2 separate regions of the Homo sapiens genome follow, and region 1 is linked to region 2. The links are chromatin loops, found by intact Hi-C in ENCODE. Cell type or tissue: OCI-LY7. All regions are shown on one strand. Links, peaks and the distances in the headings refer to the core of each region. The heading gives the core; the rest is flanking DNA. Region 1 overlaps GRHPR (glyoxylate and hydroxypyruvate reductase). Region 2 has its middle 58 kb from the start of MIR4475.

The links. A loop is a pair of places that touch in the nucleus more often than their neighbours do. Peaks named below come from ENCODE experiments on the same cell type or tissue, not always from the same donor. Only the 100,000 strongest peaks of a DNase experiment are listed, where the experiment ranks them.
Region 1: it touches region 2 in a loop (3-fold over the local background); 3 of 110 quality-filtered maps call a loop at or near these places.

Annotation. Positions count from the first base shown.
Region 1 is chr9:37,427,181-37,436,534 of GRCh38, forward strand. GRHPR (glyoxylate and hydroxypyruvate reductase) reads left to right here. Exons shown (of 9, transcript NM_012203.2): 5 at 1,304-1,392; 6 at 2,552-2,656; 7 at 3,331-3,466; 8 at 4,828-4,958. It also overlaps the pseudogene CHCHD4P3. Among named protein-coding and RNA genes, the nearest start is that of GRHPR, 9.2 kb to the left of the region's middle. RefSeq lists enhancers at 861-1,361, 1,362-1,862, 7,222-7,860. In OCI-LY7, for the core only: a CTCF peak has its summit at 3,818 (motif pointing left); no DNase peak of the experiment used is centred there.
Region 2 is chr9:36,757,792-36,773,133 of GRCh38, forward strand. No RefSeq gene overlaps it. Among named protein-coding and RNA genes, the nearest start is that of MIR4475, 58 kb to the right of the region's middle. RefSeq lists enhancers at 6,522-7,040, 7,041-7,559, 8,080-8,239. In OCI-LY7, for the core only: no CTCF peak of the experiment used is centred there; DNase peaks (open chromatin) are centred at 7,140 and 8,250; H3K4me3 peaks cover 1,708 bases; H3K27ac peaks cover 2,363 bases.

The DNA of each region.
Region 1 (9,354 bases), core at 85-8,084, 670 kb after region 2:
AGGGCTGGCAGGGAGAGTGTGGATCAGGGAGGGCTTCACAGAATAAGTAGCAGGTGGGCGTCCGCTTGAGTCCTGAAAGCTGCAGGTCCACCATCCCTTAGATCCCAAAATCTAAAAAGCTCGGACAGCTGAAAGTTCTTTCATACTAACAGGAGACTATTTAAGGCTTTTATTTCTCCCATTTAATGTGACTTTCCTAAGTTTTGCTGCAGATGTAACACTTTTAAAACAGGCTGCTGCCCAGACACTGCAGAGGGTGATGTGTGGAATCTACCACGTGCGCCATGCTGCCTTTCTAAAGGCCAAACAGTTTTAAAATCTAGCCTGAAGGTTTCAGATCAGGGATTTCGGCCTGTATATCAAGAGTTAGAGTTGGCCGGGCACGGTGGCTCACACCTGTAATCCCAGCACTTTGGGAGGCCGAGGCGGGCAGATTGTTTGAGCCTCAGGAGTTGGAGAACAGCTTGGGCAATGTGGCAAAAGTCTGTCTCTACAAAAAATACAAAAATTAGGCAGGCGTGGTGTTACACGCCTGTAGTCCCAACTACTCGGGAGGCTGAGGTGGGAGGATTGCTTGAACCCAGGAGGCAGAGGCTGCAGTGAACCGAGATCATGTCACTGTACTCCAGTCTGGGCGACACAGCAAGACCCTGTCTCCAAAAAAAAAAAAAAAAAAAGTTGGGGGAAGCATTCCATGTGCAGATGGAGGGACTGGCCCGAGTCAAGGTGGGAGGCGTGCAAACGCAGGCTCTCACAGTGCGTGGCCAGCAGCGTGGGCCCCGGCACGGGGCATGGAGCAGAGTAGACAGTGCTGAGTCCTGCTCACTGTCCTGTCTGGGGAGTCATCACATCTACTGGAGGTGGCTCAGGGCAGGCTCCATCTCTTGCCCAGGGCAGCAGGGTGGGCCCTGTGGCTGTACTCTTTGTTGCTGCCCTAAAGTGCCAAGAGAACTTGTTTTGGAATCATAAATCCTGAGTTTGCAGCCTGTTGCTCTCAACTCTTCCCTGGTTGTGTGACCTCAGGCAAGTCACCCTTTCTGGTTTGTTTTCCCATCTGCAAAACAGGATGAGAGCCAGTAAGGCCCCTTCCCGCCCTCAAGTTCTATGTCTCTGGTGGCTTTAAAGGTGGAGTCGTTTCTGCTGCTCATCTGCAGTGCCGAGTGGCAGTGCCTCATCCCACTCTCAGTCCGTGACCTGGAGGGTGGGTTTATACCTTGGACCACAGTCAGAGGTGCCGGGTTCTCAGCGGCCCCCATCTTGGTCCAAGGCTGGGCCTCTCACCTGCCCCTCTCTCTCCCCTCAGTGGTGGCTGGACCTCGTGGAAGCCCCTCTGGCTGTGTGGCTATGGACTCACGCAGAGCACTGTCGGCATCATCGGGCTGGGGCGCATAGGTGAGGCTCCCACCGGCCCGCTTGCCCGCCCCGGCTCTCACAGCGTGGTTTGCATCCCTGGCACCACGTGTCTGAAGGCTGAGAAGACCCACATGCTGTCAGGGCACTTTGCTTGCAGTAGAGATATCTCTAATGAGGGATACAGCTTTGTAAAACACAGGCAAATACATAAATAAACCAAAGCAGGATTCCTTAAGAACTCACCAGGTGATAAAAGCAAGTTGCCTAAGGGTCAGGGGGCTTCATGATTCCGGCTCCATAAAGAACAGATGAAGACTACAAATGTGTTGGGGCCGTTAGGAGTGGTTACCGTGAGAGAGCCCATTCCCCCGACACCTACTCCGGCTTGCGTTCTGGAAGGTATGTGACTCACAAAGCCCTAACTCGGGCCGGAGGGCTCAGTGGGCAGAGTTGATCTGCAGTTCTGCAGATGAGGCAGAGACACTTTTCTTCCAGTGGCCCTTATTTGGAGAAGCCTGGCAGAAGGGCGTGAGCCTAGCCAAGCAGCTATCTATTGGTGGTTCTCTGTCATCCTGCCTGGTGCAGGGGTGCGGGTGAGGGTGGAGAGTGTGGAGAACCTGTCTAGCCAACGAACAGCCCTGCCTCTCACTAGAGAGTTGCTTGGAGGAACCCAACAGCTTTGGGGCACGTTCTGAGCCTGAAAATCCAACTGTACAAATCTGTCTCAGCAGCAGCTTACATGAAAATTGTAAGTTTGGGGTGAGCTGGCAGTTTGGCAGTGCCACCAAAAAGTCAAATGGGGTCTGAGACTGCATTCACAGAAGCAGAGGGTCCAGGACAAAGGAGGGGACTGCTTGACCAGGTGTCTCCCTTGTGAAAACCTCTCCAGTTCTCAGAGGTTAGGAAAAACCTGAGTGGCTTTCCAGATGGCTTGGACCATGTGAGGACAGCATCAGCCAGTCACAGCCTCAGGGGAGCTGAGGTGCTGTCTCCAGATCCCTGGGGCAGTGTGGGCTGGCTGGGGGCTAGTTACAGTGGGGCAGCCAGCCCCCCACCCGCTTTGGAGGAGACAGGAGCAGGCAACTCGGGCTGTGCTGATGAAAAGGGTCTGCCCTGAGGGCCGCTGTTCCAGAAATGCTGGGTGGTGTCCCTACCCTTTGCGGGACTGGGAACGAGACATGGACTCTCCTTGCTCTAGGCCAGGCCATTGCTCGGCGTCTGAAACCATTCGGTGTCCAGAGATTTCTGTACACAGGGCGCCAGCCCAGGCCTGAGGAAGCAGCAGAATTCCAGGCAGAGTTTGGTAAGTGAAGCCTTGATTTCCACAGGAGCCTATCTGTGCCCAGTTGAGAGGCTGTATTTTCTCTCAATGGTGGCATTTTCAGGCAGAGGGCAGGAGCTCCAGGCATGTCCAGGGGCTGCTGTCTGGTAGATGTTTAATCTACCTGCCCCTGGACACTGGCCCACTCAGGGAGCACAGGGACTTACCCAGGTCCTCTCCGAGCCAGCAGAGCAGTCCAGGGCTCCCGTCTTTCAGAGTCCTTTGTTACCATTCCCCATTGTGGGCGGAGCAGCGGGGATGGTGGTGGGTGTGAGGAAGGGCTGGGCACTTTCACTGTCTTTTCCTTCATAAACTGGCAAGCACTACCCTAGCCTTTGTGTGCGCCCCTTAGTCCAGGCGGATCCAGCACCTGGCGGGTCCACAGCCTGGTGAGCAGATGGCAGGCTGGATCTCAAGCATTCCCCACGCCCCTGGGCACTTTGGGCCCTGAAGGTAGTTAAAGCCAGAGTGGTCCAGATCCCACTGTGTGTGATTTGACTTTGTGCACTCATGAGAGTTGTCCAGGTAGAGACTCGGCCTTCAGGAAGCATCTTGGGAGTTTCTGTTAGGGAGTCGGGAGCAAGGGGCTGGTCTCCCGCCATCTGGTTGTCCCTAGCCTGGGACTCAGTGCCTGATGGAGTCCTGCCCTCCCTCAGTGTCTACCCCTGAGCTGGCTGCCCAATCTGATTTCATCGTCGTGGCCTGCTCCTTAACACCTGCAACCGAGGGACTCTGCAACAAGGACTTCTTCCAGAAGATGAAGGAAACAGCTGTGTTCATCAACATCAGCAGGTATCCTAGGGCCACCTTACCCAGCAAGCCTGGAGAGGAGCCATCCCCACTGCTGCCATCTGGAGATTTTCTTCCCCGTGGGTTGTTGGTGAGACCCCAGGCTGAGCTTGCTGGTTTCCATAAACCAAACAACCAACTCAGAAATTCGTGGGAATACACGAGACCTCCGTACAGGGAAGAAGAGCCGTCAGAGTGGGCCTGGCCTGTCTGCTTCTCAGCAGTGGCCCCCACCCGGCGGGGCCTGGCACACAGCAGCGTGGCTTCAGGGAGTGTTCCCAGGGAGCCTCTGCAGGCCCATTATCCTCCACCACAAAGGGCTGGACTTGAGGATCTGAAGGGCCCTCTGGAGGCCGCCTCCCACACTGCTGAGCCTGGCTTTGTCTGGCTGTGGTTCAGTGATACTTTGAACCTTATGCTCCTGGGCGGACAGACCCTAAAACTCACGTGGTCGTAGCTCCTCACACTGTCCCTAGGGGTGCCTTCAGGCCACTGGGCATGTATGGAGGTCAGACCTTCCTTCTCTGCCACTCCAAGCCCTTCCTAGCTGGTGCCCCTTGAGCCTGTTTACATCAGTTTAGGGGAAGGGGGATTGGGTGAGGTCATCCTGAGGACTCGTCCACCCCAAAGGTACCTGTAATTACCAACATTTAGCTACAAAACAGGTGACCTGGGAATGGAAGAGTGAAACATGCAGGACCACAGGGCTCGCACTGCTGGCTGGCAGCAGTCACAGCTGCCGTGTACTGGGTGCCTGCATGTACCCAGGACAGCCCAGGACCGTGTATTACTCATTAGTGCACAAGTATTACTTAGTGCACAATATACAGTCTCTAGAAGATGACTTCTTGCCTTCAGTCGCCGCTCCCTTTGATGGCTGTGGTTAGGGGTGTGCTCGTTCCTCTGCCCTGGTTTAGACAGGTACCTGATAGCACACTGTGGTGCTTCTCAGTGGGGGTCTGGGGGTCAACCAGATCAGAAACACTTGGATGGGGCCTAACACAGATGCCCTTCTGGGCCCTGTTCATGCAGTAGAGCATGTAAGAAAGCTTTAATCCTCCCAACATGCCTGGGAGTTAGGTGGTATTCTCCTTATCTCACAGAGTAGATAATTTGAGACACAGATAATTCGAGGCACAGAGAATTTGAGACACTTGCCCAAGGTCACACAGCTAGAAGGAGGCAGGGCTGGAGTTCTCTGAGTATATAAGACTTACAGACATACTGTAAGTATACCTAAGACTTACTGCTTTAAAAGTCAGTGCCAAGTGAGTGGAAAAATTCATTCTGTAGGTTGTTCTGCCTCAAAGGTGGCCTGGGCGGAGGGATCTTCGGGGTACCCATGTCACCACTGTCATTCCCAGGGGCGACGTCGTAAACCAGGACGACCTGTACCAGGCCTTGGCCAGTGGTAAGATTGCAGCTGCTGGACTGGATGTGACGAGCCCAGAACCACTGCCTACAAACCACCCTCTCCTGACCCTGAAGAACTGTGGTAAGAACTGCACTTTCTGATGCAAACTCCCTGCTGCCCTGCAGGACCAGTGTTTTTGAGGGGGTCCCAAGGGGCCGGGTGTGGAGCTAGTGTGAGCAGGTGTTGAACCCAAAGGGACACACCAGGGATCGTAAATGTTTATGTTGTCAGTGACATGGGTGTATGACAGGAGCAGTCCTCTTGCGCATGCTCTGCTGGGTCTCTGTCCCTAAAGGAACAGAATGTAGGTGTGAGTGGATTTGTTTAAAAAAAAAGAGTGGGCCAGGCGTGGTGGCTCATGCCTGTAATCCCAGCACTTTGGGAGGCTGAGGTGGGTGGATCACGAGGTCAGGGGTTCGAGACCAACCTGGCCGATATGGTGAAACCCCATCTCTACTAAAAATACAAAAATTAGCCAGGTATGGTGGTGCATGCCTATAGTCCCAGCTGTTTGGGAGGCTGAGGCAGAAGAATCGCTTGAACCCAGGAGGCACAGGTTGCAGTAGGCCGAGATTGTGCCACTGCACTCCAGCCTGGGTGGCAGAGTGAGACTCCATCTCCAAAACAACAACAACAACAAAGTGGGCTGACTACATGTCTCCATGTGTTACACCACAGTGACTCGTGTAAAACCTGTTACTATAAATTGCTATTACCAGTTTAGCTGTGAAAAATTAAAAGTGTAATGACAATGCCAATATAACTCGTGCCAGTTTTTCAAGCTGTTGTTTCACAACAAAGCCCCCTTCTCTCTTCTGCTTTGTGGGGCTGGGGCCAGGCCTCTGCACACCCCATTTCTGCTGTGCCAGCTGCACTGGCAGGCCTTGTCAGCGTGGGTGTGGAAGGGCCTGCTCCCTCCTGCCCTCCCTTCCTGTCTTTGGGGGAGTGGCAGCAGCACTTCTTCATCTAGCAGCACCAGTTCCTTCCCATAGTGGCTGGGGAATCCAGTTTGCAGTTTTTCCAACACTTGGTGAACCAGCCCCATTGAGCCCTGCTCAGAGACAAGAGCAACAGCCAGTCAGTGCCCGTGCCACCGAAGTCTGAGTTGCAGCACCAGAAGTGCCTCTGGCAGTTGCTACCTCTGTGCTACCACAGTGCAGTGGTTCTCACATTTTTTTTTTTTTTTTTTTTTTTGAGACAGAGTCTCGCTCTGTCGCCCAGGCTGGAGTGCAGTGGTGCAATCTGAACTCACTGCAACCCCTGCCTCCTGGGTTCAAGCGATTCTCCTGCCTCAGCTTCCCGAGTAGCTGGGATTACAGGCGTGTACCACCAGGCCCAGCCAATTTTTGTATTTTTAGTAGAGATGGGGTTTGTCCATGTTGGCCAGGCTGGTCTCGAATTCCTGACCTCAGATGGTCCACCTGCCTCTGCCTCCCAAAGTGCTGGGATTACAGGCATGAGTGTCCGGCCAATTCTCATACTTTTGAGTTCGTCAGAATCACCTGGAGGAGTGACTGATCAAACACAGGTTGCTAGCCCCATCCCGAGAGTTTCTATTTCAGCAGGTCTGGGGTGGGGTCTGACAGAGTGTGCTCCTCACGGCTCCCAGATGCCACTGATGCTGCTGGTCCAGGGACCACACTTTGTGGTTTGGGTTTTTGTTACCTGCTCAGTGAGTTAACAACTTGATGCGTAGTTAATGATTCTTTATATTAAGATCTGTTCAGGTAGCTGGTGGAGTTTATGCCTCCAGACTAAGAGTGATCAGGGCCTTAGGTTGTCCGGGCCAGTCTCTGCCCTTAATTTGGATTCTGGAATGGAAACCTAAACAAAAGGTCTTCAGCTGCCTTCCCCAGTGAATGCTCCCATTATTGCAGCCCTTGGAAACTCTCCCGTCCCTCCCCCACCCCAGCCTGCAAGGAGCACTGGGTGTGATGTCAGGGCTGTCGCCCACAGCCAGGAAAACTGCCCTCCCACCCCCACCCTAGGTCCTGGAATTCAGCTCACGGCCTGGGGACTGCTTCAAAAGGCAGGTCTTGGTCTGAGGAGAGGGCAGTCAGGGCATGAAGCTGCAGCCGCCACCGCTGCTTCTACAAAATCTAAGCACTGGGCTGCAGCCATGTCCTACTGCCAGCAGGAAGGGAAGGATGCAATCATTTGTGATGTAAAAAGACCATGCAGCTCCAAGCAACACAGCTGATGACCCCAGTGATCCCTATGGGGGGAGCACGGATTGAGGCTGCCAAATGGAGACATTAACTGGAACTGCCTGTGCCTTGGGGGAAGGGCCAGCGGCCCCTGTGGGGAACAATTCAAGCTGGACTTTTCCTGCTTCCACTATAGTATGGAGAATGTCAAGGGGTCAGACTGTGTAGACCAATTGGGGCCATGCAGGAATGCATGCAGAAATACCCAGATCTTTGTCCCCAAGAAGGTGAGGCAGAGGTAGAGGAAAAGCCCGCAGAACATGTAGAAGTAGCAGCTCCCACTGAGGCCACTGCAACCAAAGAGGAGGAGGGGTCAAGTTAATGAAGGCCATAGGACTCCAGTCCTTCCACCCCTTCAGAGTGACACGGACCTTTTGCAAAATGCCATTTAGTCACCCTCCAACAAAGTGTCTTTCCCTCTGTTGTCCTGTAAACTGTAATGTACGAAATAACATATTTTGATGATCGGGGTCTTGGCCTCTTGACATATACGCTAAAAAAATGGGGGTTGTTTTATATGTGTCCTGTGTAAACCTGTCGGCAAATATAGCCACCACTTTTGAATTCTCCTAGATGGCCCTGAATTTTGCCACTTTGAAATAATGTGCTACTCAATCTCAGCAACCAAAAACCATTATCCAGGAATGTTTCTTGTGAGTGAGCGGATTTATTCTGATTCATTATATGTCTGAAACGTTGGGGTGGGGCTGATTAGGGTGGCTCACGCCTATAATCCCAGCACTTTAGGAGGCCAAGGCGGGAGGATCACCTAAGACCAAGAGTTCGAATCTAGCCTGGGCAACATAGTGAAACCCCATCCCTATAAAAAATAAAAAATTAGCCATGTGTAATGGTATGTACCTCTAGTCCTAGCTGCTCAGGAGGCTGAAGTGGGAGGATCACTTGAGCCTAGGAGGTTGAGGCTGTAGTAAGCTGACTATGCCATGGCACTCCAGCCTGGGCAACAAAGCAAGACCCTGTCTCAAAAACTCTTCTCTACTAGAAGAGGCCAAATAGTCAGATGCAAATTTCTCCAAACCTATCCTGACCTTGAGTATGTAAAGGGGTACTATACTTCATTCCTGACATATTTTGGTTTCCATGTTGGCATTCAGCTCCGGGTTTTCTATTTGGATGGTGAAAATTTGGACCCTGCCATTCACAGTCCCTTCCTAAGTGTAGGGAAAGGCTGGTTTTTGCTGTTCATTGTTATTCTGAAAGCTCTGGTTTGGGGTCCATGTTCATGCTGGCTCTCAGTTTGATCAGATGCAATGTTCTTGAGAGGAGGGGACCTAATTGTTACCAGAGAGGAGAAGAAACTCTGTGAATTAAGTACTGAATTATGGCTGGGCGCAGTGGCTCACACCTGTAATCGCAGCCCTTTGGGAGGCTAAGACAGGAGAATCACTTGAGGCCAGGAGTTCAAGACCAGCCTGGGCAACAAAGACCCTATTACAATAATGATAAAATTTAAAGAAGAAAATGTACTCAATTAAAAGGAAACATGATTTCTACCTGGAAAAAACCCAAAAGCAGTTTTATGGGGTTTATTTGGTAAAGATGATGTCTCGCTATGTGGTCCAGGCTGGCCTCGAACTCTTGGGCTCAAGCGAACCTTGCATCTCGGCATCTGGAGTAGGTGGGACTACAGGAATATGCCACTGCACCCAGCTGACGGTTCTTTGGGGGCAAGTAAGTTCACTTGCTCTGGGGTGGGATCAGAGATAACTGTGCTGTTCAGCATTTCATTTTGGAGTTATTTCTGTAGATCAGAAACCTTGTGGTCATGTGGCATCATTTTCAAGGGCACATGGTACAGGTGGCCAGTGCTAAACTCCTATGCGTTCACCATTTTTTTGTTTGAGACAGAGTCTCCCTCTGTCATCCAGGCTAGAGTGCAATGGTGCAATCTCAGCTTATTGCAACCTCTGCCTCCCAGGCCCAAACAATCCTTCTGCCTCAACCTCCCAAGTAGCGGGGACTATAGGTGTGGGCCACTACGCCTGGCTAAATTTTTGTATTTTTTGTAGAGACGGGGTTTTGCCATGTTGCCCAGGCTGGTCTCAAACTCCTCAGCTCAAGTTATCTGCCTGCCTTGGCCTCTCAAAGTGCTGGGATTACAGGCATGAGCCACTGCGCCCAGCCCTAGAATACAAATCTTTCATCACATTGTGACTGGGTTTTAGTAGCCTGGAGGCCCTTCACTCTGTTAGTCTGAACCTCAGCTCTGGGGGAGTGTCAAGCTTAGTGAAGGTGGGAGAGAAGGCAAA
Region 2 (15,342 bases), core at 4,260-12,259:
ATGTTTTGTTTTCATTTTTGTTAATTCTGGCAACTCTAGATAGGTGGGTGGTCCTTCTTCAGTGTTGGTTTAGGGACCCAGGCTCCTTCACCTCCTTGCCCTGTCCCTTCAACCTCTGGTTTCCACAGTCATGACACCAATTTGTATCAAACTGATGAAAGGGAATGAGCATGAGGATCACTTGGGGGAGGTTTTTGTGGACTGAGCGGTAACTAGAACACAAGGGTCTTCTCTCATTCCATTGGCTGGAACAAGTCACACGCCATGCCCAACGCCAAGTAAGGCTGGGAAATGTAGTCCAGCTCTGTGCTCAGGAAGAAATGGAAGAAGTTCTATGGACACACACACACACACACACACACACACACACACACACACACAGCTTTTTAAAGAAGGCATGATACATTTTCTTGGGTAGTCTTTTTAAGACTACAGCTTTACTTTGGCAAACACACACTCCAGGAGGGAACAAGCCAGTGCCCACATTTGTCAAGGAGAGAGTTCTTCCCTCTGCTTTCCTTGAAGAAAACAAATAAACAAAACATTTATTTCTTCTATGAAATAAAGTCCTGGTAAGAAGTTGTTGAGTTTGTGCTCTTAAACAAGCAGCAGGAGGGAGAGTCAAAACTTTGAACCTACCAAAGGCCCCCAAATCCATCTGTTGGAATCCTAGCGCCAGGGTGATGGTATTTGGAGTGGGGGGGTGCCTCTGGTAGGTGATTAGATCCCTCCTGAATGGGATTAGTGCCTTTATAAAGAGCCCTGGGGGCACTTCTTTGCTCCTTCCACCATGTAGGGAGACAGCAAGAGGACAGGTGTCTGTGAACGAGGATGCTGGCTCCCTCCAGACCCCAAATCTGCTGATGCCTTGACCTTCAGCTTCCTAGCCCCCAAAACTGTGAGAAATAAATTTCTGTTGCTTATAGCTACCCAGTCTATGGTTTTCTATTATAGCAGTTCAAATGGACGAAAACAGCATTCAATAGAACTGGTATGGATCCTGGTAGAGCCTGGTACAATCTTCTAGCGATGGGACCCAGATCAAGTTACTCAACCTTTCTGAGCTTCGGTTTTACTATCTGTGAAATGGGGCTAATGGCATGTACCTAATGGGGTGCTGTGAGGACACAGCCTGGCCCAACACTTGGCATATACCTAGAGCTCAACAAATAGAAACAATCTCACAGCTTCTGTTCCCTCTGTGGTCCTGTGGCAGCTACCCAACTTGATCCTGAGCTGAGCCTGTCTGGGGGACTGACTGGAGGGTCCTCCAGGAATCTGCCTGTGGCAAGGAGAGCCAGGTTGATAAACTAAGCCTGGCAACCAGCCTGAGTCACCCACCAGTCAGGAGGAGAACTTTCCTCCTGGTCCAAGCCTATCATGGATTTGTGTCTGGAGCCTCTGGGGAGGGGATTGGTCCAAATAAAACTTCTGAAAAATATTGGAACACAAGACTCCTTGGAACAATGCCAAAGTGGGGGAGAGGCAGTCCCCACAGGGACGCAGGCTGGCTGTGGACCATCCAGGGTGCAGATAATGGTGGCGAAGATGGTGCTGCCCAGTGGGAGGTGGCTTCAAGGCGGGCACAGAGGCAGTGTGTGTGTGTGTGTGGGGGGGGGGGGGCTGCGTTCTCCCATGACTTGGCAGAAAGCTGAAGAAGAAGGAGGAGAAGCAGTAGCTGAGAGGATAACTGGTAAAAACATAAGAGTTTTCCAGAAATACTTGAAGAGGTACTGGAAGCAGCTAGACAGCCAGAATTATCAGGTAGAGGGGGCACAATGAAACAGTGAAGCATTAGCTATCCATAATGACCCCCTTCACACCCAGGGTTGGTGTGGTTGGGGTAACCTAGGTCGCATCATTGTCTTCAAAGAATAATTCCCCAAGGTACATTTGATTGCTGTTGGCATGAGTGTGTCTCCCTGACCCCCACCCACCAATTGATGTCTTCCCCTGGGGCTCTGTGTCCTTCAGGAGAAAGTGCTTTGCCATCCTTGATTCAGACTCAACCTCTCTGTTCTCCCTGCCTGCATCTCACACCCCTCTGATTATGGAAAGATTGCCCCTTGGTCTCCAAATCATTAATTTTGGCTGTGTAGCTCCCACCTAGCAGAGCTTTTCTGCTCTGAAAAACTCTGATTATAAATAGTTCAATAATACACGTCCTCCTGAGCTTAAGACTCTGGCTTATGTAATTGGAAATCTGGATGTGAAGCAAGTTAAAGTTGATGCCATAAAGACAGTAAAATAATTAATCACTTTGCTCTGTCTAATAGATTCAAGGGCATAGGAACAGCCTTGCGGCCAGGGTGAATCTTCGGGAGTGGCACTTGCTGTCATGGCGACCTCGGCAGGCACTGGGGAGATAGGCAGGGAAATCAGCACCTGGGGCCAGAGGATGGGGTCTCAGCAGGGTGTGCCCCTCCAAGCTCACCAAGGCCCTACTGATCAAGATGTCAGGCATCTGTGACCCTCTGATCCCCCACTCTCCCCCTGTCCCAGGGTTCCTGTATATTGTGCATGTCCTTAGGCTCATACAAGCCTGGTCCCCCCAACTGCCTCCCTGGACATGGTGGCTCTGATTAGATAATCCCTCTTCAGCCCACAAAGGACTTGAACTCCCACTATCTTGCTCTATCCTCACAAGGCTCTGTGAGGCAGGCAGAACAATTATTCTTTCCCTCCCACTTGTCCTAAGGGAAAACAAAGGCTCCGCTGGTTCTGGGTGAAATGGCCCATTTCACATGTATCTTTCTCAAATTCACACAGCCAGTTGGTGGAGCCATGTCTTACACTCCCATCTGGGTGACAACTTAGCCTGTGCCTTCTTGGCTCTGCTCGCCGGCTCCCTGACAGGCCAGGAGCACCAGGCTGTGGACATCCACCTGAGGGAGGCTGCTCCAAGGGCAGGGACCAGGTCGGGGAGCATAATATTGAGCATTAACAATGTGCCAGGCAAGGTCCTAACCACCTTCACACTCGTGATCTCGTTTATTCTTCAAATCACCATCTAAGGTAGCTGCTGTTGTTCCCATTTTATAGATGACGAAACAAAGAAACAAGCACAGAGAGGGTAGGAAACTCGTGTAAGATCACACAGCTCATAAATAGCAGAGACAGGATTTGAACCTGTGCTTTTAACCACTGTAACCCATGGGCTCCTTGGAAGCCTGTGAGGAGCCTTGAGATGGGATGGAACTCTTACTTGAGTCAGTGCCTCAGGATCGATTCTAGGGTCTAGCACAGGAAGGGGTTCACGAGATGTTGTTGAAGGTCGGGCAGGGTGGGGTCCTTCTGCCTCTGGCCTGGCTGTCTTCCTTCACTTATTCCAAGCACACGCATTTCCTGATCTGGGCCAGTCCCTGTCCTGCACTGGGAACACGGGGGTGGATGAACCACAGCCTCTGCATCTGCAGGGGCAAGTGAAGTGTGGCAGGGCAGATAACAGCCAAGTCATGTGGTAAGTGCAGGGCTAAGAGCACCATGGATGCCTGCATAGCACCAGCTTAGGTCAGGGCATCCCGGTAAGGTGACAGCGGAGAGGGGACAGGCATGCCAGGTAGAAGGAACAGCATCAGCAAAAGCCTTGGCGTCAGGAAAGAGATGGGGTGAGTGGGATCCAGAGGCGTGGCAGAGGGCGTGCAGGAGATTTTAAGGGCCTTGAGTGCCAAGGTAAGGATTCTGGACTTTCTCTGGAGCCGCTGAGCAGTGCCATGACCCAGTGCCGTTTTAGGAAGTCAGGTCTAGTGAGACAGACTGGAGGTCGCGAGGCCAGGGAGGAGAGGGCGGGTGGCAGTGGGAATGAGGGCAGTGGCTCTGCTTGGTGAGGGAGTGTAGGGGATAGCCTGGGGCCTGCCTTGACTTCTATACGTGTTTGTGCCCCCACATCCCCACACCAAGGCCAGTTTTAGGTTTATTCTGTGTGTTGTGAGCGAGCTCCGGAGAGGGGGCTGAAGCGACGCATTTGAGACCCCCAACCGATTTCTGCCTTTAGGACTATGATGAGAGGAGCAGCTCTTCGCTTGGGGTTCTTGGTACTTTTACCTGAATCTGTCCAAGGTGACTTCTGGAATGAGTGTCCTGAAGGCAGGGGACAAGCCCAAGGGAGTGGAGATCATCACCAAAACCAGAGCCTCCTGGGTTTCAATCTCAGTCCCACCATTCAGAAGCTGTGTGCCCTTGGAGAAATAATGTCACCTCTCTGGGCCTCTGTTTTCTTATCTGTGAAGTGGGGCAATAGTGATGCTGCTCCTACAGCAGCTGTGAGATTCTAGCAAGCTTTACCTGGAAAGCATGTGGCACACAGAGGTGCTCAGTTACACGTCACTCCTGGGACCTTTGTCATCATCTTGTCTTCCCATTGGGATCAACGCATTGAAGAAACTGCAAAAGATTGCTGGGTGCGGTGGCTCACGCCTGTAATCCCAGCACTTTGGGAGGCTGAGGTGGATCACCTGAGGTCAGGAGTTCAAGACCAGCCTGGCCAACATGGTGAAACTCCGTCTCTACTAAAAATACAAAAATTAGCCAGGCATGATGGCAGGTGCCCGTAATCCCAGCTACTCGGGAGGCTGAGGCAGGAGAGTCGCTTGAACCTGGGAGACGGAGGTGGCAGTGAGCTGAGCTCAAGCAACTGTACTCCAACCTGGGCAACAAGAGTGAAACTCTGTCTCAAAAAAGAAAAAAAAAAAAAAGAAATTGCAAAGGATTGTTGTTTACCTGGCTGAGTAGCTGCAGGTAAACAGCTTGAAGCTGGGATTGGGGGAACTGTGGGGTTGAAACCCCTCCCTCTCTGTCCCCTGGAGTAGGACCACCTGAGATGGGGGTGAGGTTCAGGGGGTCTGACACCTACCTCCTGGGAGATGAGCATAGAGAGAGTAGTCTCCATTCCCCACCCATCCCTCTCCCTAGCCCGTCTCCTGCAACACTGTGCAGGAGGGAGCCAGGCTGGGGTGTACTACCATTTCACATGGGGGGAAGTGGGGGCATAGGGAGGCAATGGGACTCCCCAAAGTTTCCTCTGGAGCTGGGAGGGAGGCCTGGGTTCCTCTGTGGGGATTACAGAGGACCTTGAAGTCTCTTTGTGGCAGGCTGGTGTCATGCAGACAGGGGCAGGCAGCGACGTGAGCACTTCTGCCATCTCCAGTGAGGGATGCGCTGCTCAGGTGAGGAGAGCCTTGCTCAAGGTGACTGTGAGCTCCTGACTTCTCAGTGTGCTGGCAAATGGACCCCATCCATCCTGGGAGGGAGAGAGCCTGACTCTCGCCCCACATGGCCCGTCAGGGTGGCCATAAGCTCTCCAGGCGCCTGGGGAGCTCCCTCGGGACCCCAGCAACCGAAGACAATGCCTGGTTCCCAGCAGCCCAGCGCCTGTCGGGTGACCTTGAGGACTCACCTTCCCTGGTGGCGGCTGCTGGGAGTGGAGGAACAGGGCTCAGTCACAGGATGGAAGCAGGTGTGTGTGTGTGTGCGTGGAGTGTGGGTAATATGTAAGGATAGGCATCTCCCCAGCTTTTTTGGGGGGAGGAGAGCATCCAGCTGGGTATCCTCCCGGGTCCTACCAGCCTGTCAGGCAGGAGGGGAGACCTGGGAGAGACTGACTTAGGCTGACCTGGGGTGGATCGACCCCGAGGCCCTCCCTGAGATCTGAGCTGGCATCTGCTTCCGCACCGTCGTTCTGACTCCTCTACCCAGGACTAGTTACGGTCACCATCACAGTCAGTAGGACTGTCAATCATTGTTTTAAGTACTGATGTATATCCACCTAGTTGGTCCTCATTTTACACATAGGGAAACGGAGGCAGAGAGGGCTTAAATAGTCTAAGGTCACAGGGTGAACACGCACTCAGTCACTCCCTTCTGTGGCACTGCCTCAGGGGGCCACATGTGCTGGGAAATGCTGTTGTCCTGAAGCAGCTCAGCAACTGCTGGGTCAAGAGAGGGGCAGGTAAGGCGCTGAGGGCCTTGGAGGAAGGAGGACCACGACGACAGCTGTGTGGTGTGTACAGTTGTGTGGGGTGTTTGTGTGGGGTGTGGGGGGTGTATTTGTGTATGATGTGTGTGACGTGGCATATGTGTGGTGCATGTGTATGTGTGGTGCGTGTGCATGTATGATGTGGTGTATGTGTGGTGAGTAATGTGTGTGTTGTCTTTGCGTGTGATGTTTGTGTGTGGTGTGGTGTATGTGGTATGTGTATTGTGAGTGGTGTATGGTGTGAGTGGCATGTGTGAGTGATGTGTGTGTGTGTGGTGTGTAGTGTGTTTATGTGGTGTGTGTGTTGTGGTGTATGTGGTGTGTGTGTGTGTGATGTGTGTGGTTGTGTATGTGGTCTGTGTGATGTGCGTGAGTTGTGTGTGTGTGAATGGTGTCTGTGGTGTGTGTGAATGGTGTGTGCTGTAGTGTAGGTGGTGTGTGTGAGTGGGGTGTGTCTGTTTTGTGCGTGTGAGTGGTGCATGTAGTGCATGTGTGCTGTGGTGTGTGTGAGTTGTGTGTGTGCTGTGGTGTGTGAGTGGTGTGTGTGGTGAGTGGTTGTGGTGTGTGTGGTGTGTGTGTGGTGTGTGTGTGCTGTGGTGTGTGTGGTATGTGTGTGTTGTGGTGTGAGTGGTTTGTGTGTGGTGTGTTTGTGTGGTGTATGTGGTGTATGTGATGTGTGTGTGCTGTGTGTGGTGTGTGAGTGGTGTGTGCTGTGGTGTGTGAGTGGCGTGTGTAATGTATGTGTGCTGTGGTGTGTGTGGTGTGTGTGAGTGGTATGTGTGATGTGTCTGTGTGCTGTGGTGTGTGCGTGGTGCGTGAATGGTGTGTGAGTGGTGCGTGTGAGTGGTGTGTGTGTGTGCTGTGGTGTGTGCTGTGGTGTGTGTGGTGTGAGTGGTGTGTGCTGTGGTGTGTGTGATGTGTGTGAGTGGTGTGTGTGCTGTGGTGTGTATGCTGTGAGTGGTGTGTGCTGTGGTGTGTGTGATGTGTGTGTGCTGTGGTGTGTGTGTGGTGTGAGTGGTGTGTGTGAGTGGTGTGTGTGTGTGGTGTGTGTGTGCTGTGGTGTGTGTGATGTGTGTGTGCGCGTGTGAGGGAAGGAATTTCGGAGGAGGAGGTGGCAGGTGGCAGGTGGCGCAGGTGGCAGGTGGCGCCGGCACTTAGCCACCAAGGGTGGAGGAGGGCCTTCAGGAGGAGGAAACTAGCGGCGAGCAGGGGGTCAGAGGAGGTAAACGCTGTGAACATACCGCCAAGTCCCCATGCTGGGGGTGCAAAACATTGTCATGAAGGATAAGATTGGGGGGCTAGCTAGGACAAGATTGTGGAGGACACTGATTATCAAGCTGGAATTATGCAATTTCTGTCGAGAGCACCTGGTCACCACCGCAGGTCTTTAAGCAGCTATGGATGGGAGGCGACCCTGGCAGCGGCGGGCGAAGATGAGTTAGAAGGGGACAGGAATGAGACAAGAGGAAGGGAGGGAAGAGACGAGGTGGGGAGGACGGGAAGGCGTGCAGGGAGTGGGCCGGTGCGAGAGGGACATGGGATGGAGTCCACAGGGGAAGAGCTGGGGACTCCAGGTTTTCTGGTCAGGAGAGACTGGAGACGCCACTGACAGAAAGAGGAGGAACAGGTGTGGGGAGAACTGATGTTTCTTCGACCAGAGCCATCTGCGGAAACATCGTCTCCTCCGTGGGGCCCAGCTTTCATTCCTCACAGCAGTGATCACTGCATGGCAAACAATCACATTCATCTATTATTTGTTTCTTGTCTTTGCTCAATCAGCATATAAGAGAGTACGAATTCCATCTGCCGTGTTCACAGCGCCATCCCCAGAACCTACAACAGTGTCGGCTTCTAGTAGGTGATCGCTAAATATTTTTTGAGTAAATAAACGAATGACTCATGTCGTGCTGGAGGGGGACTGTGGGACAAGCATCCAGGAGGACTGGAGATCTCCAGGAGGGACGTCTGAGCAAACAAGAATGTCCCACACGTGGAGGTCACTAAGCCCAGGCTGTGTCTGAGATGGTTCTAAGAGAGTAAGAGAGAATGCACAGAAAGAAACCGGATCACCTCCTATGCCCCCAGCGCCTGCACAAAGCCTGGCACACAGCAGGTGTTGCGTGTTGGTTGACTGAATTAATAGATGAACCTGCTCTTCGGCGAGGAGTGAGACTTCCTGTGCATAAGGGGCTCGAGCAGGAAGACAGCTGGCCGAGAGCGTGCGCTGGGGTCCAGAAGGTTGCCTCAGCTTCACAGGTGCCCATGGGTAACGTGTTGTGGTTCCCCGGAGACTCTGGGCGGGAGGAAGTGGGACCATAGAGAGGGGCCCACTTGGGTAGAGCGTCTACCTCCGAGAGGTGGAACTTCATTGGGCGAGTGGGTAGCCAATGAGGAAGCTCCCTGAGGAAGAGCCCGCCCCTGGAACTGGGCCGAGGCACCGCCCCCGCGGAGGAAGCCCCGCCTCTCCCCGTCCCTAACACTGAGGCCCCAGAGGCGAACTGTCGGGACTCCCGGGCTGCTTGGTGGCCTGAGAGGCCCCCGAAGGGCTCTGGGCTGCGCCTTCATCCGCTGCTTTCCTGTGTGACAACCCCAGACCTCATCCTTCAGGGGGTCTCCATTGCCTCAGGTTCCTCTTTTTTTCGAGACGGAGTTTCAGTGTTGACTCCCAGGCTGGAGTGCAGTGGCGTGATCTCGGCTCACTGCAACCTCCACCTCCCGGGTTCAAGCGACTCTCCTGCCTCAGCCTCCCGAGTAGCTGGGATTACAGGCGCCCGCCACCACGCCCAGCTAATTTTTGCATTTTTAGTAGAGACGGGTTTCACCATGTTGGCCAGGCTGGTCTCGAACTCCTGACCTCAGGTGATCCACCCGTCTGGGTCTCCCAAAGTGCTGGCATGAGCCACCGCGCCTGGCAGGTTCCTTTTCATCTAGAAAGAGGCCTTCAAGGGTTAGCTCTGGTTTAACAAAATGGATTCAGTGCTTCCTGTACCAGGCGCTGGTCTACGCTCTTTTTTGCTTTTTCTTTCCCTCCCTCCCTCCCTCCCTCCCTTCCTTCCTTCCTTCCTTCCTTCCTTCCTTCCTTCCCTCCCTCCCTCCCTCCTTCCTTCCTTCCTTTTTTCCTTCTCTTCTCTTCCCTTCTCTTCCTTTCTGTTTCTTTCCCATAATGCATTTATTTTGTCATACTTTTAGTGACACGGGAGCTTTCAGAATGCAGACTTGAAGATACACGGTGATCTATGTGAATGGTCTGGGCTCTGAGGAAACACCTTCAGACCCTCTCCTCATGGGCCTCACCATCTATGGGTGGAAACACAGTAAACAAACCCGCAGTCTCTTCTATAATTACACATTGAATAAGTGTGTCAAGAAACAAAATAATGGGGCATAATTCAGGTAGCAATACTGGGAAAGTGACATTTGAGCTGAACTAGAGAGCAGGGCACTATTGGCAGTTGGAGAAGTCTCCACGCTGAGGGAACAACATGAGAGAAGTCCCCAAAGCTGAGATGAGTGTGCTGCATGTAGGGCGAAGCAGCCAGGCTAGACGGGGAGGTCCGAGGTAAGAGCAGAGGAGAGCAGGCCGTGCAGAACTCCTTCGAATGTTTTTATAATAGGAGTTTAGATGGTTTTTTTCTCGGGATACTGGGAAGCCACTGAATATTTTTACAGGGAAGCACCATGTGATTTTCAAATAATTACTCTGACTTTGTGTGTAGAACAACTTGGGGAAGAGCAAGAAGATTTCTGTTGAGGTGGCTGAATTTTCCTCTTTATGGCAATTAGAGGCAATTTGAGATGAGGCAACACCCAGAACCTTGAGTTGAAGGGCAGTACATCAGAAGAGGCACAGATTATCCCTAATCCTCTCCAGAAATATATGAGCTTGTGTGTGGCCTTGGGCAAACGACTTTCAGGACTGAGAGAAGGAGTGGAGGGAGGGGGGAATGCATGGGATGTCTCACAAGCCACATAGGTCTGCCCAGGTGTCCCGCATATCCCAGTGCATTCCCTATAACCTGTCCCAGAGTGGTTTTCCTTTTTCTATCACAATCCCAATTTTCCCAGCTGAACCATTCTCCAGTCCTGGGCTGGGTTCTGCCATTTCCTTGCTAGAAGCCTCCAGCCTTCTTGCTTCCATTTTCTGGTTCCTGAGAGGCACTTGCCTGTAAGAAATCTGACTCTCTGAATCCATAGTTGAATCAGGGTTCAAGCAGTTCATAGCAAGTGAAAAATGTCCTGTCTGGCCACCCAGCAGTGATTGGAGAGGAGGCTGAGTTGATGGTCCTCCAGGCTGTACAGACCATGAGAGCAGGGATGTAGCAGGTCCTCAATAAGTTACTTGTTGTTTGGATGGTACCTTCATCATGATTTATCAATTCTAACGTGCCATCAACTGTAGGAAACACTGTCAATTCATCGACAACTTTGCAGGACATACAAAAGATAGACATGACATTAAATATACACACCAATTATAAGATACATTCTAACAGGAACACCAACATGTGAAAAAACAATGCATACATTTGAGAATCGAGAACTTGTGTAGTAACAATCATCTCTCTAAGAACCAGTTTGCAAACCAACTTGTGTGGCCCATTTAGCTGTGAAGGGCTTGTTGCTTTCTCATTCTCCTGTGAGTCTTGCTTTTCTGTAGACACATCCCCAGTCCTGTGGATTTCTGAAGCCCAGTTTTCCTCTCCTCCAGAAAGTAGCCACGGCCCCCATCAGCAGATGTGCATGGTTGAGCTCCCTAGGCCATCTCGCCACCGACTTTGTAAATGACCAGCTCCACAACATATTTTCTTTAGAGTTTACAGGAATAATGAAAGTGACATAGAACTGTGCAGCCAGATTCAAATGAAAGGACAAATGTAGTTGGCCAAAATGAACAATTATAGGAAACAAAGGGAAAATAACGATTAAAGATCTTTCATTACAGCCCGCTAATTATCATGAGTTCTGGACTTAACTGTTCAGGCATAGAATTAAAAACCTTAATTATATTGTCACCTTTGTCTCTCAGCTCCCATTGCCACAAATGAATCCATTTACTGTAAGTGCTGCTGATGAGCAGAAATTGATGGCAGTCCCAGCGAGGTGGGAGAGGGGGCCCAGGAGTGTGTGTGGGGGGGTATGCCAGGCAGTACTACCAGGCCCACACAGCTGGGTGGCATCTGCATTCCAGGACATTATAAATTAGAAACACTTTTAATGAGACAAATACAGGTTTAATGGATTTTATGATTTCTTCTCCCCTTCAAACCACTAACAATGCTCCTCCTCTTTCTTTCTTTCTATTAGAGCCAGTCTCTTGTTAAGTGATTGCATTAATGGTCTTTGTAGACAGGCTGAGTGTGGGAGGACAAGAGGGACTTCCCTTGTGAGGGCATTGGAAGGCTCTTCTCTCTGAAGGAAGACAATTCTCGGCTGTTGTTCCAAATGGGAGCATTTTAAAGCCCAGTGCGATGAGTGGAAATGCGAGATCACTTTGAGAGCTAGGGAAATTGGAAAAGAATGCAGCAGACTGGTTGGGGAGATAAAATCCTCAAAACTAGCCAGTTAGTTCTTTTGAGAGAGAGGCCAGCCAGTTCAGTGAGAGCCAGGCGTGGCTGTTGGAGAGATGGCCAGGTGGTCAATTTCTTGACTTCAGGGTGGGATGGGGTGCGGCTGGGAGTGAGGAGCCCTAGAATTATAATCAAGCATAGTATTGTGGTTCTGGACACAAACTCAGGAGCCAGACTGCCTGGTCTTGAGTCCATGCTCCGTCTCTTTCTGTGTGACTCTGGGCAATCTACCTGACCTGTCTGGGCTTCCGTTTCCTCATTTGTAAGGTGGAGCTATTGATAGTACGTACCTCATAGGGTTGATATGAGGATTAAAAGAGTTAATATGCATCAAGGATAGACAGTGCCTGGCATATTAGAAGAACTACATAAATGCTAACTATACCAAGTAAAAAACAGCCCTGAATTCAAATAGTCTTCCACCTAATGGCAATGTGACCCTGGATATGTTAACCTCTTCAGGCTTTCATTTCTTCTATAAAGTGAGGGGAGCCACCCCATATACTTTAGAGGTTTACACTGGGGAATCGTGAGAAAATACGAATGTACAACTGTTGTGTACAATTACTAGATAAACTCCAGGTCTGCCTTGCGCCTGCTTAGATTTCAGTGCCAGGCAGAGAAAGGGCGGGCAAGTGGTCATAGAGAAACTTAACCTAAAATAAGCTGAAAGCCCTGTGCTAACAAACACACTCAGTGGCCATGGGTATCTTGGGTGAGGGGTTGTTTCTGGAGGCAGGGGCTGTGCCGGATGCAGAGTAGGAGCTCAGGCAATGTGGCTGCCATCACTGTGAATGCATTGAGGTCTCTGCCCATCCCTGCGTAGCTGTGGATGGAGCGCAGTCCCACCCTGGTGTTGGTGGCGTGCCTATCTCCTATCTTTGGGAGAGTCGGGAGCCAGTGTTGCCATGGTGATATGGAGGAGTTAATGGGATGGAACTTGTCACAGAGCTGATGGTGGGATGGCAGCGGTGACTGCACTGTGTTAAGATGCTAGAAACAAAAGGGTGAGCACCTTGGCCACGCGAGATTGTGACCAAACCTAGCTCGTGGGGGTCTCAGGTTCTGCCTTCCAGAGAGCAGGAGGGAGTCTTGGCTGCTGAAGGTCTTTCCTCCCACTGTCTCTGCATCCATGGCCCCCAGTCCCACCCCTGATTCTTCAGAGAAGGGACCCGAGGAAGGACAAAGACAAAGACAGGAAAGAGATGTCAGGGAGCTGCCCTACAGGCTGGGCAGAGGGGGAAGGGGGCACCAATTAGAGATGGGAACCAAGGGGCAGGAGAGAAAACTGTGCCCCCACCCCTCTTGCCCCAGGCCTCAAGAGAAGACCCCAGACAACTGGGTCTCCTGGGTGACCAGGGGCTTCTGTGTCCCTTCTCCTATCACTTTTGTCTCTCCAAAAACCTTGAAAGTAACAAAAGCAAGGTTTATTATCCCCATTTTCCTGACAAGCAAGCTGAGACTCAGTAAGGTGGGAGCCCTCCCCAGGGTCAGTGACAGAGTTAGGATCAGCCTTCTACCTGTAGGTCCCATGTCATTTTTCCTAAAATCCCAAGACTGGCAGGACTTTGGGGTCGGGAGTGGGTAGAGCCTCCACTGCTCTCACTCCAGGCCTTCGGGTCTTTGTTCAGAAGCCCAGGCCCTTTCTTCAGCCTTGAACTCAGCTCTCTGTGTGCCAGAAGCCAACTGGGTGAGAGCAGTTGCTCCATCAGCCTGTCCAGCTCCTCCCCAAGAACTGGGCACTGCAGAACTGACAAGGGCTTGGTGGAGAAGAGCGGGTCTGAGTATCGGGGAGGGCCAGCCTGGCCCGCTTCCTTCCCCACCATGTGCCCCCTGTGTGACCTTGGATCAGCTTCCTACCTCTGAGCCTCAGCGTCCTCATCTGTAAAATGGGACAAACAGGACTTGCTTTTCCACCTCACAGGTTGGCTGTGGATGTTGAAACACCTAGTAAATTGGGTACAATGGCTGTGAAGAGGCACGAGCTGGGAGGCTGGTAGGTGTGGAGTTGGCCTGGTGCCACTGTTGCTCCTGAAACCCTCAGGAGAAAGCCTGAGTTCCCAGCCTGGCCCTGCCCTCCTGAGACACTTCCCGATGCAGCACAGCCCTCATCTTGCCCTCCACTTTACCATTTCCCAAATTCGCAAGACCAAAGACACATTTAGGTCTTTGCTCTGGTTGGTTCTCCCACCGTACCTCCCTTAGCCTGTCAGTGCTGACTTCTGCTAGAATGCTTCTCGGAGTGCAGAACCTGTGCCTCCTCTGTGACCCACTGTACGGCAGAATCATCTGCCAGGACCATTTCCCTATTTGCAGCCCCTCTCCTCCCTCAGACTAAGCATCTGAAGGACCTGGTCCAGTGAGTGTTTGCTGACAGCCCTATGAGTATGGGCTGCATGGCTGTCTTCACTGCACAGATGTGGAGACAGAGGCTCAAGTGAGGCAAGTGACTCACTGAGGTGCTCCTGTGGGCTAGACGCAGAAGTCTTCATCTCTGGCTACTGGTTCAGTGCAGTGCTGTCTCCCCTTATTCATCTGGGTCCCACACTTGAGGTCAGGTAAGTTGGTGAGAGCACACCTATATGAATCACAGTTCATTTAACTGCAGATAATAGAAGTAACTTTAGTTGTTTAAGGAAAAAAAGGGATTTAAGACAGGGGACTAGGCGCTTACAGAATCATAGAGGGGTGAGAGAAGCAGGGTCTCAGCTAGGTCTCCAAAAATGACACCCAGAACAACACTGGAGAATTGGCCGGCCAGAAGAGCCCCCGCCTCTGCCACAATCAGGGAAGTAGGGGAATCCAGAAGCAGTCACCAGCGAGATTCACAACAGTAAAACAATGATGCCCAGGGCGCTGCTTCTTGACCTACTGGGACTTCTGCAGATACCTCTGCACAAGCCGAAGGAGCAAAGCAGAGGCAGCGCGGCCCCTGCCTCACCTTAACATCCAAAAGCACTTACTCAAGTGCATCTGATTGGCTGGACCCAAACCACATTTTACCTGCCAGGGCATCTGAGAAATGTACTTTTGGGTCTTCTTGACTCTATGGTACAGGACAATCCACTGGAAGGAGGGTGGAAAGAATACTGAGTGCCAAGCCACCACATCTACCATGCAGCCATTAGGCTGATCCAGGCCAACAGTCCAGGGACCGAATCGGACCAGGAGGGTTGTTTACCCAGGGGAGAACCTGTGCTTGGCCAAAAGTTCCCGCAGTGCCACATTTTAAGAAAAGTAGCACTGCACTTCCTGAGACTACAGATAGATTTCTATCTGTAACTGGTGAGTGACCTTGGACAGCTCCCTGCATACACACATGGACACATTACATGCAACTTTCCGTGGGGCAAGCATGACAGACTGATGGGGAGGAGACTCTACAGCTTAATCTCTGCCTGAGTCTGTGTAATAGAATTGTTAAGGTCTCTGGGGTCGGGCCCTTGCCATCCGAATGGGTCACCGTTCTGTGAGCTTGCTTTATTCTGCTGCCATTTGCTGAAAGCCAGCAGCCAGGAGTGATTCAGAGCACGGGCATGGACCCACACCTGACTGTTAGCTGAGCATGAGCTCTTCCTGCTCCGCCAGAGCTACTTCAAAGCTGGACCTGGCTCCCGCCTTCTGGGCTGGGTTTCCCTGTGCCCTCTGCTTGACTACGATAAGGTTACACTCAGGGAGGTGAGGTGATGAATGTGTCCCCGCCATGGGGCCATAGGTGAAATCTTCTGCCACATAGGATCCATGTGACCATGGACAGCTGTTAACCCCTCTAAGCCTCAGTGCTCTCATCACTAAAGTTGC